Regions from separate parts of the Homo sapiens genome. Here region 2 is linked to region 1. The links are chromatin contacts, found by Hi-C or POLR2A ChIA-PET in ENCODE. All regions are on one chromosome and are shown on one strand. Each heading gives the region's core, a stretch centred on a gene start or an enhancer-like site at or near the end of the contact. The rest is flanking DNA. Distances are from core to core; before and after follow the strand shown. Region 1 overlaps TSPAN5 (tetraspanin 5). Region 2 has its middle 71 kb from the start of TSPAN5-DT.

What was found. Hi-C counts contacts between places; a loop is a spot of excess contacts on that map. ChIA-PET counts read pairs that join two places held with the same protein, here RNA polymerase II (POLR2A). Pooled maps may share reads with other maps.
Region 2: a map of endothelial cell of umbilical vein shows a loop between it and region 1 (5-fold over the local background). The contact joins two enhancer-like sites. A Hi-C loop is called at or near these places in 2 of 168 maps with a recorded cell type or tissue (PC-3 and endothelial cell of umbilical vein) and 2 of 50 pooled maps. POLR2A ChIA-PET finds 5 or more read pairs at or near these places in 2 of 52 experiments (activated CD4-positive, alpha-beta memory T cell and activated T-cell).

The regions. Positions count from the first base shown.
Region 1 is chr4:98,649,076-98,656,810 of GRCh38, reverse strand. All of the region lies in intron 1 of TSPAN5 (tetraspanin 5), which reads left to right. Among named protein-coding and RNA genes, the nearest start is that of TSPAN5, 5.7 kb to the left of the region's middle. RefSeq lists an enhancer at 2,343-3,542. Within about 2 kb of position 2,735, at least 11 of the 41 ENCODE cell types and tissues checked have a DNase peak (open chromatin) inside an H3K27ac peak, as active enhancers do; they include PC-3 and endothelial cell of umbilical vein, where a contact is called at or near this core.
Region 2 is chr4:98,725,993-98,733,727 of GRCh38, reverse strand. No RefSeq gene overlaps it. Among named protein-coding and RNA genes, the nearest start is that of TSPAN5-DT, 71 kb to the right of the region's middle. Within about 2 kb of position 5,161, at least 3 of the 41 ENCODE cell types and tissues checked have a DNase peak (open chromatin) inside an H3K27ac peak, as active enhancers do; they include PC-3 and endothelial cell of umbilical vein, where a contact is called at or near this core.

The sequences.
Region 1 (7,735 bases), core at 1,486-3,985:
TCTGTTTTCTATTATAATACCTTGCATTGGTCATGTATGTTTTGTGAGGGGAAATGCAAGGGATTGGAGACCACTTTCCGTGTCAGCATGTCATCTGTCTTCAGGACTAATAAAGATAATGAGGGGACACATGAATGGATGTCATATCCGATCATTCCACAGGCAGTTTTTTGCCAGTGTTGTGCATGATTCCCGGGAGCAGTCACCCACCTCCCTGCAATTAAACACTGCTACAAGTACAGGAAGAAGGAATTATTTTCTTTCTTTGCCCCTTCTCCATTTGTGAAAATGTTTAAAAGTGGTGGGTAGCCACGGTTTTGAGTAAGATATTCTGATTTGATTGGAACTTGAAACTTTGTGACTTGGAGAGGCACGGACTACCGAACTGGGACTGGTTCTTTTTGGGGTAGTGAGTTCAGGCCTCTTGTTTCTACTTGAACATTTCTAAAAGTTGCACATTTTAGCTACCCAGCAACAAAAAGCACCCAGGGACTTTCTCTGCCGTTTCCTAGCAGGGGGTGGTAAGGAAATAAAAGGATTTGGGTCTGTTTCCCTGACAGTTTGCTGTAATTCTGTGGAGTGCATAGAGACAAATTTAGCCCTTTCTATGGATTAGGTTGCAGCAAAACCCCTGGAATTGTAGAGAGCTTCAAAGAATTGCAGAGTGCTTGCTTGGAGAGGTCCAGAACAGAGCCGCATGTTTTCTGATTGTGAAGGTCTTCATAGGTGGGTGGGTGAGTATGGGAAGCCTGAAAGGAGACCTAGGCTATGGGACTAAACTAGCTGCCCCAGGCAGAATTGTTAAGTGAGTGCCTTCCTTATGAGGGCCCTTCACTTACCCTGCCTCTTGCCTTCCCTTCCTCTCCTCTCTGTGCCCAAAGCCTTCCTCTCAGATACTCCCTCATACCTTTCCTATCCTGCTCTCTGCCTCAAAATTACCCCATATTTAAATTTCCTGCTTTATTGTACCATGGTCTCTAGTGATGATCAACAGAAAGGCAACCATATGGTTTTGGTTAAAGTAATTCAGACTAAGATGTTAGTGACTGAAAAGCTGGGGTCAGTAGCTTGGCAGCTTGCTTCTGAAAAGTTACACACCTCTGCTCTCTACAGAGTCACCAACCTGTCTGTGATTGCCAAAAACAGCAGACTCGGTGCTACTCCCATACAATTATGAAGAAGAGATTGCCAACAGCATGGTTTCCTAATTTTCATTTTCACACTGAACTGCTAGACTACATTTGACATACACTGGTGACATTCAAAGGTATAGTTCTGGTAAAATAAAATTGAACATATGGTGGCACCAGCACTGAGAGCTTGGTTCTTTTCCTGATCAGCAGTTTGGCTCTTCATCAGTTAACTGCCTGGGCCTCAGTTTCTCAGCTGTTAAATTGAAGGAGGTGGATGAGTTATAACGTTCTTTCTAGTTCTTACACAGAATGAGTTTCTTGAGTTCCAATATGCTGGAGAAGAAAAATAGAAGAGTTTGGCCACTAATTTATAACAGAAGTAGTATATACCAGGACACGTGATAAATTATAGACATTTTCTGTTAGGGAGACTTGTCTGAAGACTAGTTTTATTACTTTCATTTCTTCCTCAAAGATCCTTTCATAAAAAACAAACAAACAAAAAACAAAAAACAAAAACAAAAAAAAACCAAGGCTGGGCGCGGTGGCTCACGCCTGCGATCCCAGCACTTTGGGAGGCTGAGGTGGACGGATCACAAGTTCAGGAAATCAAGACCATCCTGGCCAACATGGTGAAACTCTGTCCCTACTGAAATACAAAAAACTAGCCAGGTGTGTTGGCGGGTGCCTGTAGTCCCAGCTACTCGGGAGGCTGAGGCAGGGGAATCACTTGAACCCGGGAGGTGGAGATTGCAGTGAGGCAAGATCACACCACTGTACTCCAGCCTGGCAACAGAGCAAGACTCCGTCTCAAAAAAAACAAAACAAAGCAAAACAAAAAACCTTTCACTAATTTCTTCTTGGCTTGTTCAGTTCCTGGTATAGTGTCCGTGCTTCTCTCTCCCCACTGTGAATCTCAAATGTAGTCCTGTGAGTCATTAAATATATTTTTATTATTAGAATTACAGCTTCATGTATAAAATCTGAATCCTTTTATATAACAGTTGTAATGACATTCTGAGTAACAAAGTCAACATCTTGTACAGATTCCTTTCTCATTAGTTATCACAGGCTGGTGGGGGAAAACTTGTTTCCTCTGTTATATATTGGAACAATTCAAGACAGAAGGGAATTGATTTTATTGAGGGTGTCACCGTACTGGGACATTTCTCAGAAAACCCTGAGACTGCTTTGGGTTTGGGGGAGGGAGAAGAAAGAGGATTTTGTTTTAAAGTCATTTCTTTGGGGTACCGAACACCACATCCCATCACTCATCATTAATAGATGTTTTGCCCTTTTGGATTCTGGCTTTTAACTGTTTTGGATTCTGGATACTTAACTGTTCCCAGGCAAGTAAATTGATCTCAATATTCTGGTTATTTATTGCTACATAACCTCCAAGCTTAGTTGTTTAAAACACAGTTGTTTATTATTATAGTTCACAGTTCTGTGATTTGGCCAGGCTCATCTGGACAGTTCTCACTTGGGGTCTCATACAGTTGTGGTGAGATGTAGTTGGAGTTGGACTTACCGGAAGGCCCTCTGGGCAGGATGCCTGAGATGGTATACTCATATGACTGGAAGCTGATGCTTGCTGGGAGCTTAGCCAGAGTTGTCACTGGAGCACCTACCTACACGTGGCTTCTTCCTGTCTCTAAGTCTTAAAGAAGCTTCCAGCCAGTTAAGGTTCCACTTAGAACTGGCAGTGCCACTTTTATCTATTCCATTGGTTAGAGCACTCATGCAGACTGCTGAATTTCAAAGGGTGAAGAATTAGAAGCCACCTTTTGATGGAGAAGTGTCAAGGTCACATTGCAGAAAGTCATGTAGGTTGTGGCCATCTTTGAAAAATATAGTCTACTGTATTAAGGCACTGAGCCTTAATTTCTTGTTTATAAAGGAAAGATAACATTAATGGTGTTGTAGTTTTAAAGATTCAGTGAGATAATGTTTTATTCGGCATAATATCTCAATATTTAACAAATAGTGAATATCATTACTGTTGTTGTCTCCAGATTTTATACTGGTTCCATACAGGGCTATAGAACTTCTAGAATGCCTTAGTCTAGTACTTTGGCATCATTACTACTAGGTAATGATAATACCCTTAAGATCTGCCAAGAAGATGAGGCAAATGGATTCAATAGATTTTATAGTGACTTGTTAGGAAAGAACTCAATGGAAACGGTGGAATGATTTGGGAGAACCAAGTCATTTTTCTGTTTTCTTTGCTACAAAGGATTAGAAAAGCCTCAGTTACTTGAGGCCAACTTTCTCTTTTGATATGCTTTCAGATATTACCTTGTGTCTTTAAGTGCAAGTTTATCCAGGGTTGATGGCAGGATCTTGCCTCTAATTTGCTTCCACAGGGCTTAATTCAGAGAGGAGGGAGACTCAGGAAACCTTGGGGCGGTGGGGGAGGGGGGGCATCAAGTAGGAAGCTTTATCTTATGATTCACTATAAATTGCAAGATGTTCTGGAATGATGATACATCAGCAGTTTATAAGTCATAATTTTTGTTTTAATTTGCTAGACATCTGTTAGCTTCGATGGCAACCATATGGGAATCTAAATTGCGTTTTGAATTACAGGGAGATGGTAGGAAGAAAGCTAAATATGGTTATGAAAGTGTCATATGGGAAAAGTGTAAGAAAGGTATAAAGTGGGGAAAGTAATTGAATATAGGCTTGCTTAGTGTGGCCACTCCCTCTGTGGGGCAGTATGAAGGCGCAGAAGCATTCTCACTTGATATACTCCGCAGATTGAAATGAAGCCAAGTGGGGAGAAGTTGGAAAACCAAATCATGTTTCAACCACCATAAACTTGCCAAAATGTTGCACTCATTTAGATGGGTCACTTTGTTTTAATGTCCACAGTAATAGGTAGTCCCTGGCAAAAGGTGAAAGCAATCTGCATTTTTAACAGAACTTTTCACTAATGATGTTTTTCTTGTAAGCACCCCAAAGAGTCTTCCAAGAATATTATATCTTTGTGACAGATGAAGAAATTGGAGTACAGAGATGTGGAGTAACTTTTGAGGTGTTGAAGAGCATGTCAAGGTTCAGTTTCAGAGTGTTAAGTCTCTTCCGTAATGATAGCCCCAGCTTTTTGGGTGGAGACTTATTTTAGAAGATGCTTGTTATTCTAAAATAAAACATCAAGTAAGTCATTTACATCTGTTCATAATCGAAAAGTGATAAAGTTTTTGCATATGCCACAATTAACACCACCCACAAGCACAAAAAAGTTAGGATGAAAATGTTCTTCAAGAATATGGTGGAATAATTGTAGCCTATTGAAAATTCATAAATGAAAATTGGAGTATTGTAGACAGCATTCTTGAATCACATGTTTGTTTCTGTGTGTAATACTGATGACTGTCTTAAAATTTCTAACTTCCAAATAAATCATACTCCACTGGATTATAAGGGCTTCAAGTGTGGGGGCTGTCTCACTTTCATAAGCCCAGTGTCTTGCGCATTGTCTGAAACACAGTAGATGTTTTGATAAACGTTTGGGCCAGGCTTGGGGGCTTACACCTGTAATCCCAACACTTTAGGAGGCTGAGGCTGGAGGATGGCTTGTGCCCAAGAGTTTGAGACCAGCCTGGGTAACATAGTGAGACCCTATCTCTACAAAAAAAAATTAAAAATTAAAAATTAGCTGGGTGTGGTGATGCGTGCCTGTAGTCCCAGCCACTTGGGAGGCTGAGGTGGGAGGATCACTTGAGCCTGGGAGGTTGAGGCTGCAACTGCACTCCAGGGTGACAGAACAAGACCCTGTCTCAAAAAAAAAAAAAAAAAAAAAAAAAAGTATGTTGAAGGAAAGAATTACAAAATCATCAGAAAGTACGTAGGAATCATCTCCTCTAACTTCCTAGTCAGTGAAGCATTCTCCATTGTATCGTGCCTACCTTTCTAAGCATGGATCTGTTTTTGGACCACTTTAATTGTAGAGTTTCATCTGTTCAAACTAGATGTTATCTGTCTCCCCATCATTTCCATCCTCCTAATTTACTGTTCATTTAAAATTTTTATTTGGAAACATTAAACCAATAGGAAAATTGCAAGTAGTATAGAGAACCTGTTTTTATCCTGTTTGAGACAAAGTTGCCAGCATGTTGGCTATCACACAAACAGTTGAGTATGTATTTTCTGTAAACTGGACTATTCTCCTAGATCACCACAGTACAACCATGAAAGCCAGGAAATTACCAATGATACATTAACACCATTTAATCCTTAGATTTCATCCAAGTTTCCCAGTTGCTCCCATAATGTTTTAAAGCAAAAGAATTCAGGTCAGAACCACACTTTGTATTTAGTTACATGTTTTTAGTCTCTTTCAGTCCTTCACTATCATGCTCTTGATACTTTTGACAATTATAAGCCAGTTATTTTGCAGAATGTCCCTCAGTTTGTGTTTGTGCCATTTTCACAAGCTTAGATTCAGGCTGTGCATCTTTGGTAGGAATAGTACAGAAATGGTGCTGCGTTCTCATTGTACCCTATCAGGGTGGCATTGATTTCTGTTTGTCCCATTACTGATGATGGTCACTTGATCAAGGTGTTGTCTGCCAGGCTTCTCTACCATATAGTTACTCTTTTCTCATTTGTAATTTATAAATGTTTTATGGCAAATTACATTGAAACCATGTAAATAGCCTATTCCTCATCAAATTTTCAATCTGTTATTTATTTATATCAGTAAGAACTTAGTGTCTTCCTTTTTTCAGTGTGGTTTAATGTTACTGTCATTACTTTATTTAAAATGGCCCTAGGTTTGGCCAGTGCAGTCTTTTCACATTGGCTCCTGTGCTCTTTTAACTCCCATCAGTCTTTGAGCACCATCTTGCTCTCTGGCAGAATAAGATGTTCCAAACTCATTTTGTGATTTACCTGTGTCATCTTTTGTATCAGACATTTCTCCAAGGAGCTATTGAATGGAGAATGGAATTTAGAAGCCAAGATCTGGTTGCTTGGTGTGCTCATTGCTATTAGGGTGTTGCTACTCTGTGTATATACAGACACACATGTACATCTGTAATTCTGTATCTATGTACTTTTAAAACCATGAGTTTACAGTCATACCTTAAATTCCTGTCTGATACCACAGGGTTTAGTTTTTCCTCTCCATATTTTATAACTGCTTTATTTGACAGTGAGATTCTTGGTTCGCATTATTCTTAACAGTTTACTTATTTGGTAAATCTCCCCATATGTAACCAATCTTCTGCAGCTGCCACCACCTTTCCTCCTGGGGCTGCCCTCCTCAGCTGTTAGTGCTCTAGCATCCTGTGCCACCACCCCCATCCCCATATGGATACCTTTCTCCCTGAGATACCCTGCTCTGGGCTTCCACAGCATCCCTCTTCCTACGTTTTTGTAAACGTAGGAAGCCTACCAGATTGGACCTACCTAATGGCTTTGAATTTTCAGGAAGGAGAAGGCGAAGAGCCTCGGCTACTCTTGAATGATGTAAAATAAGACTTATCTTCCTTCCCCATGGTCCTTCATTATTTAAAAATAGCCATTATGTCATTCCTAAACATTCTGTTTTCCACCTTTAAAAGCTCCTAGTTCCTCCATGTGTTTACACTAATGATGTTTTTCTTGTAAGCATCTCAAAGAGTCTTCCAAACATATTATATCTTTGTGACAGATGAAGAAATTGGAGTACAGAGATGTGGAGTAACTTTTGAGATGTTGAAGAGCATGTCAGGGTTCGGTTTTAGAGTGTTAGGTCTACATATACTGTTTCCAGATTGTTCTTTGCCCTGGTCACGGTGCTCTGCCTAGGGTCCCATTTGGACACACCTCTATTAATGCAGCAACCAGAATGAAACACGTTGTTCACAGGCTTTTCTAACCATCCGAAGAGCAGCAGGCTCTTGAACTCTCCCTTCAGTCCCTAGGCTGTGCTGTGCCTGGTGGCAGAAGCCTCTGCTACTGTCTGGAATTGACTTTGAGTAAGTTACTTTCACAGATTAGTTCCTCAGTTGCTCATCTAAAAAAACCAGGAAAATAATTTTCTGCAAAGTTGTTATCCAGTATTATGTGAGATCATGCATATCAACGTGCTTCATAAATGGTAAATCTCTAAATACAAATACTAGTTATTAACCCAGGCTAAACTGCACTTGCTTTCCCTGGCAGCCAACGAACACTTTGGCTTGGATTGACTTTTTAGTGAAATAAAACCTTCACTTTTTCAAGTGAACTCTATTAAACCATCCCCCTAAGCTATATGCTAATCAGAAGCCCTAACCCTCCAGTTAATTATTTGAATTTAGATTTAGTTCTGTTTATTTCTCCCATTTAAATGTCTTATTCTGGCCCATTGGATTTCAAACCTGCTACCAGCAATCCTAGGCCTCCTTGAGGCGTATGTGGGTGGGTGGGTCTGTGCTGGTGGGGTGTGGACTGAGCAGTACCTCTCTTTCCTCCAGAAAAGCTTGGTTATTAGTTTGATATTTTGGGATACTAAGAAAGATTTTGCTTGAAAAAAGGGGTCCCACCACTTAAGAAAGAAAAGAACCAGTATTCTAGCCTTTAGATGTCTTTGAATCTTGATGGCCAAAGTACATTTTTAAAAAAATTAC
Region 2 (7,735 bases), core at 3,912-6,411, 74 kb before region 1:
CCTGTTATTTATAGGTATTGCAGGCAGAACCTTTCATACTGTAGCAAATGAAGAATTATTAGAGTCAGTTAATTAATAGAATTTATATAACTAGCTGCAAGAAAAAATACTGAATGAGAAACTGCAAATCAACAAAGAAGTGCTTATTACTTGTAAAGAAACTGATTACTCAAAGTCAAGATATACATCAACTTTTAGAGGAGATTTCTCAGGTAAGAGGGAGGAAAACATCCCATTCTTTTCCTCTCCCTTGGAAGTGTTTTTTGTTTTGTTTTTTTTTTAAGGTTTTCCTAGAAGATATTTTTTAATTAGTAACTTCATCAAACGGTCAACAAGCATTGTCTTATTTGTTAGGGTCACTAGTTTGTGCCTTTGTATTCTATGGTCTGGGTACAAAGGATTCCCTAAAGCCACTTGCAATGATATGTTGTTATATACAGCAAAGGAGTACAATAGACGAAGAATAAACAGAGGAAGTTTTCTTCACTCTGAATTGTTTAGTGTTAAAATAGCACACTAAATAATAGCAGCTGGTCCTGCAGTGATAGGAATTTACACTTTTATGTTGTGCCCCATTTTCAGGTCTATGAGAAATCTGTGTGTAACTGGGAGATATGGACCTGGGTACTCTTCTGTTTGCTAGGCACTAGGGATGGCTGGCACAAAGTCCTCTGGAGTGTTACGTGGGGCTCCTGAAATCAGGGTTAAAAATTGCTAGCCTAAGTTATGCAAAAAATATATTCACAATAACAACTTGAGTTTGTTTAAGGAGGCAACATGTAAAAAGAAGAATCTGGAGCTAGCCCTGGTTCAGATCCTCACTTTCTTATTAGAAATGTAGCCTTAATCTCTACGAATTTCAGTCTTCTCAGCTGTAAAACTAGAATAAAATTATGTATAACAAAATATTTATAAAGTGCATTGAGTTTTATAATGCATTTTCAAATACATTAGCTTATTTATTCCTTGCAATTATCCCAGGAGGAAGATATTATCCCTAATTTACAGTTGAGGAAACTGAGGCTCAGAAATGGAAGTGCTTTGTCCTAAATCACACAGAATAGGGACACTTATCTTCTGATTCACAATCCTATGCCATTTCCACAAAATCATGTAAAAAAAATTGCTAAACAATCAATAGAAGAAATGGATTAAAAGAAAGATAGGTAAAATGCCCATCATCCAAGCACGCTCCTACTGTTGACTACACTTGTAGGTCCAGTCTGGCCTGTCATTTGCCCACCCCTGGGCTGCAATGCCTGTAAACTGAGCCATTCTCATAAACATCCCAGAGAAAAGTAGTAGTTAGCACACTGGTAAAGGCCTCTCTCTGCTTAACCCCAGCAGCAAGTCTGCCTGGACTGAGCTGAGAAGATGGTGGGAAGACTGCACAGGATGCCTTCTTCCTCCATGACCATGAAGGTGGCTCTCTACTTGCAGATGTGAATCAACTTAATCTAAATTGGTCAAATCAATTAGGAATCTCTGATTCTACCGGTAGGGAGCAGATTTTACACATCAGCAGTGGAAAATGCTCTCAATTAACTTGTGAACAGAAACTGGATATAACATGAAACTAAGGTTTTAATCTGAGCTACTGTGAAATTTAAACAAAGTAAGAACAGATTCCATGAAATTGACTCTGTCTTTGTGTACTTCTGGGCAGTTTCATGATGCTAGTCTGGATCATTAGCTCACTTTATTCCCTGTGGGGTCTTCTCACCCTCCACTGGATAACTTTTCCGAAAGCTCTGCCTGGTATTATAATTCAAAAGCTTTGAGAAACATGAAATTTGTGATCTGAGATTTTTCTAGTTATGTAATGATAACCCTCTCATTTCCATTGATAACCCTCTCATTTCCATTAAAAAATGTTCCAAAAAAACTTGAGGAATAAATTTTGTGACATGAGATCACATAAAGACTGGATTGTTCAAAGAATTAAGTGTTCATATCTCATGTCTAAAATTCCTCTACTAGAAATAATCCTCTAGATAGCGTCACAATCAAAAGCTTGAGTCTCAAAGTAAACGGAACCGGGTTTTAACCTCAGCTCTAACTGTGGGATCTCAGATGAGACATTTAACTTCTTTATGTGCTCGGTTTCCTCATCCGTAAAATAGTGACAATAATTGTACTTATAGAGTTATTATGAGGATTTAAATGAGATAATGTATATAACATGTTTAGTAACTCCTGGCAAATAGTTATTCAAGATTGTTACTATTGTCATGTTCATCAAGTTCTTATTCCCTCTCGTGTGCTAGACACTGCACTCACCATCAGGATTGCAGCTAAGGGTAGACATGGTTCTTCTCAGGAAGCCAAGCTGACTAGTGTCTGGCAAGTAGTAAGTGCTGAAGAACAATTAGCTTTTTTTTTTTTTGTCTCTGATAAAACAGACCTTTTTTTTTTTTACACTTTAAGTTTTAGGGTACATGTGCACAGCATGCAGGTTTGTTACATATACATGTGCCATGTTGGTGTGCTTTTGTTAATAAACAACACAATGAGAGGAGTTACTAAGGAACCCAACTTTAAGCAGGGGTCTTCACCACAAAATGAGCTTCCCACCTTAAAAGGTCAATTGATTTGGGGTCATATTCTTAATTTATAAAACATTCCAACGATTTCATTATAAAGACAATCATCAACAGAAAAACAGTTAAAGGCTTTGGACACAAAATTTGTAGAAGGAAATATAAATAGTGAAAAAATGAATGCATAAGGATGATGTACAAGTAAGTTTCCTATGCTTTCTAATTTTATGAATTTTTCCAAACTTTCTGAACATGTGTTACTTTAACAATTATTTTTAGATTATTATTTCCATAGAACTAGGACTTAAAATACCTATAAATGAAGAAGACAGGATCCTCCTCTACAATCCTCCAGTTATAAGCATCTGTTGAAGTTTTGTCATAATCTTGCTCCAAAAGAAAAGACCTGTAGGAGTTATTTCAAAAACTAACTCTTGGTAGTGCTTCTTGTAGGTAAAGAGAAAGTTAAATCCTCACTGTTAAACAAGGAAGGGAAAGAGAAGGTTTGGTTAATGGCCACAAGACTCTTCACTGACAGTCAACTAGGTAGGGATGTCAGTCATCATCCCTACCTAGAGATGATGAAGTCATCATGACTGCTTCCTAGAACGAGTCTTAATTCTATTAAAGTTTATCAGATAATTGCTTATCCATTTTTATCAGAGAATGCATATATTTCTTCCCAGAATGAGGTTGTAAATTAAATCAGACCCAGAAAGAGTTTGGGACAACTTTTCTTTCCACATCTTCCAATTTTCCTTTTCTTCCTCTAGTTCTTATTTCTATGATGGGTCTTCCTCCCTAGTGAGCTACCTGATCCAGAAACCTGGAAGTTAATCTCTCCTTTGCACTTTCAGGCCCAATCACCAAGTCCTGGGTCCCATTTGTTAAATAAATCTCTCAGTTCAGTTCCCTCCTTTCCAAAGCCCCCAACCACAACTTTAGTCTAGGCCCTAACCAGTTATTTCACCCTCGGACTCCTGGGATTATTTCCTAATCAGTTCCCAAGCCTCTGAGTCAAAACAGCCTGGACGAATATAAATTCATTTTTTCTATATTATCAAAAATATCCCTGACATTTATTACATATTTCTCGATTTCCCAATTATAAAAATTGTCACTTCATACTTCAGTCACATCTGTATTTAATATTATTTTTCACGAGTTCTTTTAAAAGATGACTTTTGGGCTATGCATAGCGGCTCACGTCTGCACACTCTCAGCACTTTGGGAGGCCAATGTGGGAGGGTCATTTGAGGCCAGGAGCTTAAGACCAGCCTAGGTAACATGGCAAGACCCCATCTCTACAAAAAGTAAAACAATTAGTTGGGCATGGTTGCACGAGCTTGTATTTCCAGCTACTCCAGAGGCTGAGGCAGGAGGCTTGCTTGAGCCCAGGAGTTTGAGGTTACAGTGAGCTGCAATTGTGCCACTGCACTCCAGCCTGGGTAGCAGCCTGGGTGGCAGAGTGAGACCCTGTGTTCCAAGTTAATCTTGGTTAAGAGATTCCTCATTCTCTGACTGATGAGATTCCCAAGGGGATTCAGGACAGCTGAGCTCCTTCTGGACTATCTGTCTTTAGGTAGATAAGGGGAGCTCAGAGAAAGCCTCTGCCTGCGTCTTCTGTTCCCCAAGTGCCCCCTAGTTTGAAGTAATCAGCATACCAAAGCAGCTGGCATATTCCGGGGTGGCATTTCTTGAACTCCTTCAGGCCAATAACTTTGTTTTTACTTACAACTAAAATCATCCTAATTGATATACTCTCTCTCCAGCTTCCCTCCCAATGCATAACCTGAATCCCAAAAATAAATTGAACATTTTATGGAAGCCCATAAAAGCAGAGGTTTTTGAGATTTTTCTAAGGAAAATAGGAACATCAGTTAAAGCACTTAATAACATTTATTAACCAAAACTAAATTATTGCTACAATCATAATGGCAAGGGAGTAACCAGAAATTTTGAGGTGCAGCTCTTGCAAAATACAAGGAAATTCACAGAGAAGGAGCAGGATGCTTGTTGCATATTAATGGCTCTTTCTGAGGTAGGAACCTGCAGTAAACCGCCTCCTGGCTATATGTGGCTTATCTGTAAGATGTTGTGAAATACTCCCTCTACCCCTAACCCCAGCTCCAACCTCCACCCCTTCCCTGAGCTTCATCCTAGATGCAGGGGCTAGCATGAGGTGGGGTTCTGTGATGAGGTGAGATGAGTGTTTTGCACATGACTTAGTAATTTTTAGGAGTTGAAAATTAAATTACTTTCAGGCCACCTCAAAATATCCCTGAGTCAAAACACCTGCATCCAAGTAGCAGCTTCAAAATGCCAGGTATTCTTTGCCTTTTTCTGGCTGGCCTTGCCTCATTAACTTAGTTTCCATTCAGCCTCCCGAGGAATTTTTATAAGATCTGATCTAATCATGAATTTGTTTAAAAATCCTTCTGGCTTCTGTTTTCCTTCCTCCCACCCCATCTGCTGGCTTCCTAGCTCTGGTTATATCAAGCTACACACAGTTGCCCAAATGAGCATGAGTCATGCCTCCATGCCTGTGCAAACCCCTTCCTCTGCTCAGAGGCTCATTTCCTGCACCCTGCCTGATGAAGCCCTTATCTCGGGTGGTATCCTCTGGGAAGTACTCCGTGTCTCGCAGGCAGGGGTTAGTTAGCCATTTCCTGCTCTGGGCTCCCACAGCATTCTGTGCTGATCCTCTAATATCACACTTATGCCTTCAGTGGAATTACTTACTCTCATATTTGTCTCTCTTGCTAGGCTGTGAGTTCCTCAAGGGCAGAAGATGTGTCTTCTTTATCTTTATAGCCCTTGAACTTGGCGTGGTACATCACAGGGCAAGTATTCAATAAATGTCGAATGAGTGAATGCACGGATGAATAAATGAATAATAAATTGATAAGAGAACCCAACTATAATAGGATGATAACACTGGGGCCTCTTTCATAGCTACACAATTTTCAATTTGTTCCTGTGAAATTTGATGTTGCTATGGTTTTCTACCTTCTACTTGAGGAAAAGGGAAGTTTGTGTTGTCCTTTTGGGTTTGGGAAGAAAGTTCTGATCTTTAGTCGTACTTGTATGTCATGATACGTCATTGCCTAAACTTTAAGGATTTCAATCTGATTTAGATGGAAATTTCCTGGATACTAAATGAGAGAATCCATGGAAAGTGCATGCCACACACAGGCATTAGAAACATTAGCTCTTATCAGCCGGACGTGGTGGCTCACACCTGCAGGCTCTTTTTTGGTTCCATATGAACTTGAAAGTAGTTTTTTCCAATTCTGTGAAGAAAGTCATTGGTAGCTTGATGGGGATGGCATTGAATCTATAAATTACTTTGGGCAGTATGGCCATTTTCACGATATTGATTCTTCCTATCCATGAGCATGGAATGTTCTTCCATTTGTTTGTGTCCTCTTTTATTTCCTTGAGCAGTGGTTTGTAATTCTCCTTGAAGAGGTCCTACACATCCCTTGTAAGTTGGATTCCTAGGTATTTTATTCTCTTTGAAGCAATTGTGAATGGGAGTTCACTCATGATTTGGCTCTCTGTTTGTCTGTTATTGGTGTATAGGAACGCTTGTGATTTTTGCACATTGATTTTGTATCCTGAGACTTTGCTGAAGTTGCTTATCAGCTTAAGGAGATTTTGGGCTGAGATGATGGGGTTTTCTAAATACAAAATCATGTCATCTGCAAACAGGGACAATTTGACTTCCTCTTTTCCTAATTGAATACCCTTTATTTCTTTCTCCTGCCTAATTGTCCTGGCCAGAACTTCCAACACTATGTTGAATAGGACTGGTGAGAGAGGGCATCCCTGTCTTGTGCCAGTTTTCAAAGGCAATGCTTCCAGTTTTTGCCCGTTCAGTATGATATTGGCTGTGGGTTTGTCATGAATAGCTCTTATTATTTTGAGATACATCCCATCAATACCTAATTTATTGAGAGTTTTAGCATGAAGGGCCGTTGAATTTTATCAAAGGCCTTTTCTGCATCTATTGGGATAATCATGTGGTTTTTGTCTTTGGTTCTGTTTATATGATGGATTACGTTTATTAATTTGCATATGTTGAACCAGCCTTGCATCCCAGGGATGAAGCCCACTTGATCATGGTGGATAAGCTTTTTGATGTGCTGCTGAATTCGGTTTGCCAGTATTTTATTGAGAATTTTTGCGTCAATGTTCATCAGGGATATTGGTCTAAAATTCTCTTTTTTTGTTGTGTCTCTGCCAGACTTTAGTATCAGGTTGATGCTGGTCTCATAAAATGAGTTAGGGAGGATTCCCTCTTTTTCTATTGATTGGAATAGTTTCAGAAGGAATGGTACCAGCTCCTCCTTGTACCTCTGGTAGAATTCGGCTGTGAATCCGTCTGGTCCTGCTGGACTTTCTTGGTTGGTAGGCTCTTAATTATTGCCTCAATTTCAGAGCCTATTATTGGTCTATTCAGGGATTCAACTTCTTCCTCGTTTAGTCTTGGGAGGGTGTATGTGTCGAGGAATTTATCCATTTCTTCTAGATTTTCTAGTTTATTTGTGTAGAGGTGTTTATAGTAGTCTCTGATGGTAGTTTGTATCTCTCTGGGATCAGTGGTGATATCCCCTTTATAATTTTTTATTGCATCTATTTGATTCTTCTCTCTTTTCTTGTTTATTAGTCTTGCTAGTGGTCTATCAATTTTGTTGATCTTTTCAAAAAATCAGCTCCTGGATTCATTGATTTTTTTGAAGGGTTTTTGTGTCTCTATCTCCTTCAGCTCTGCTCTGATCTTAGCTATTTCTTGCCTTCTGCTGGCTTTCGAATGTGTTTGCTCTTGTTTCTCTAGTTCTTTTAATTGTGATGTTAGGGTGTCAATTTTAGATCTTTCCTGCTTTCTCTTCTGGGCATTTAGTGCTATAAATTTCCCTCTACACGCTGCTTTAAATGTGTCCCAGAGATTCTGGTATGTTGTGTCTTTGTTCTCATTGGTTTCAAAGAACATCTTTATTTCTGCCTTCATTTTGTTATGTACCCAGTAGTCATTCAGCAGCAGGTTATTCAGTTTCCATGTAGTTGAGCAATTTTGAGCGAGTTTCTTAATCCTGAGTTTTAGTTTAATTGCACTGTGGTCTGAGAGACAGTTATAATTTCTATTCTTTTATATTTGCTGAGGAGTGTTTTACTTCCAACTATGTGGTCAA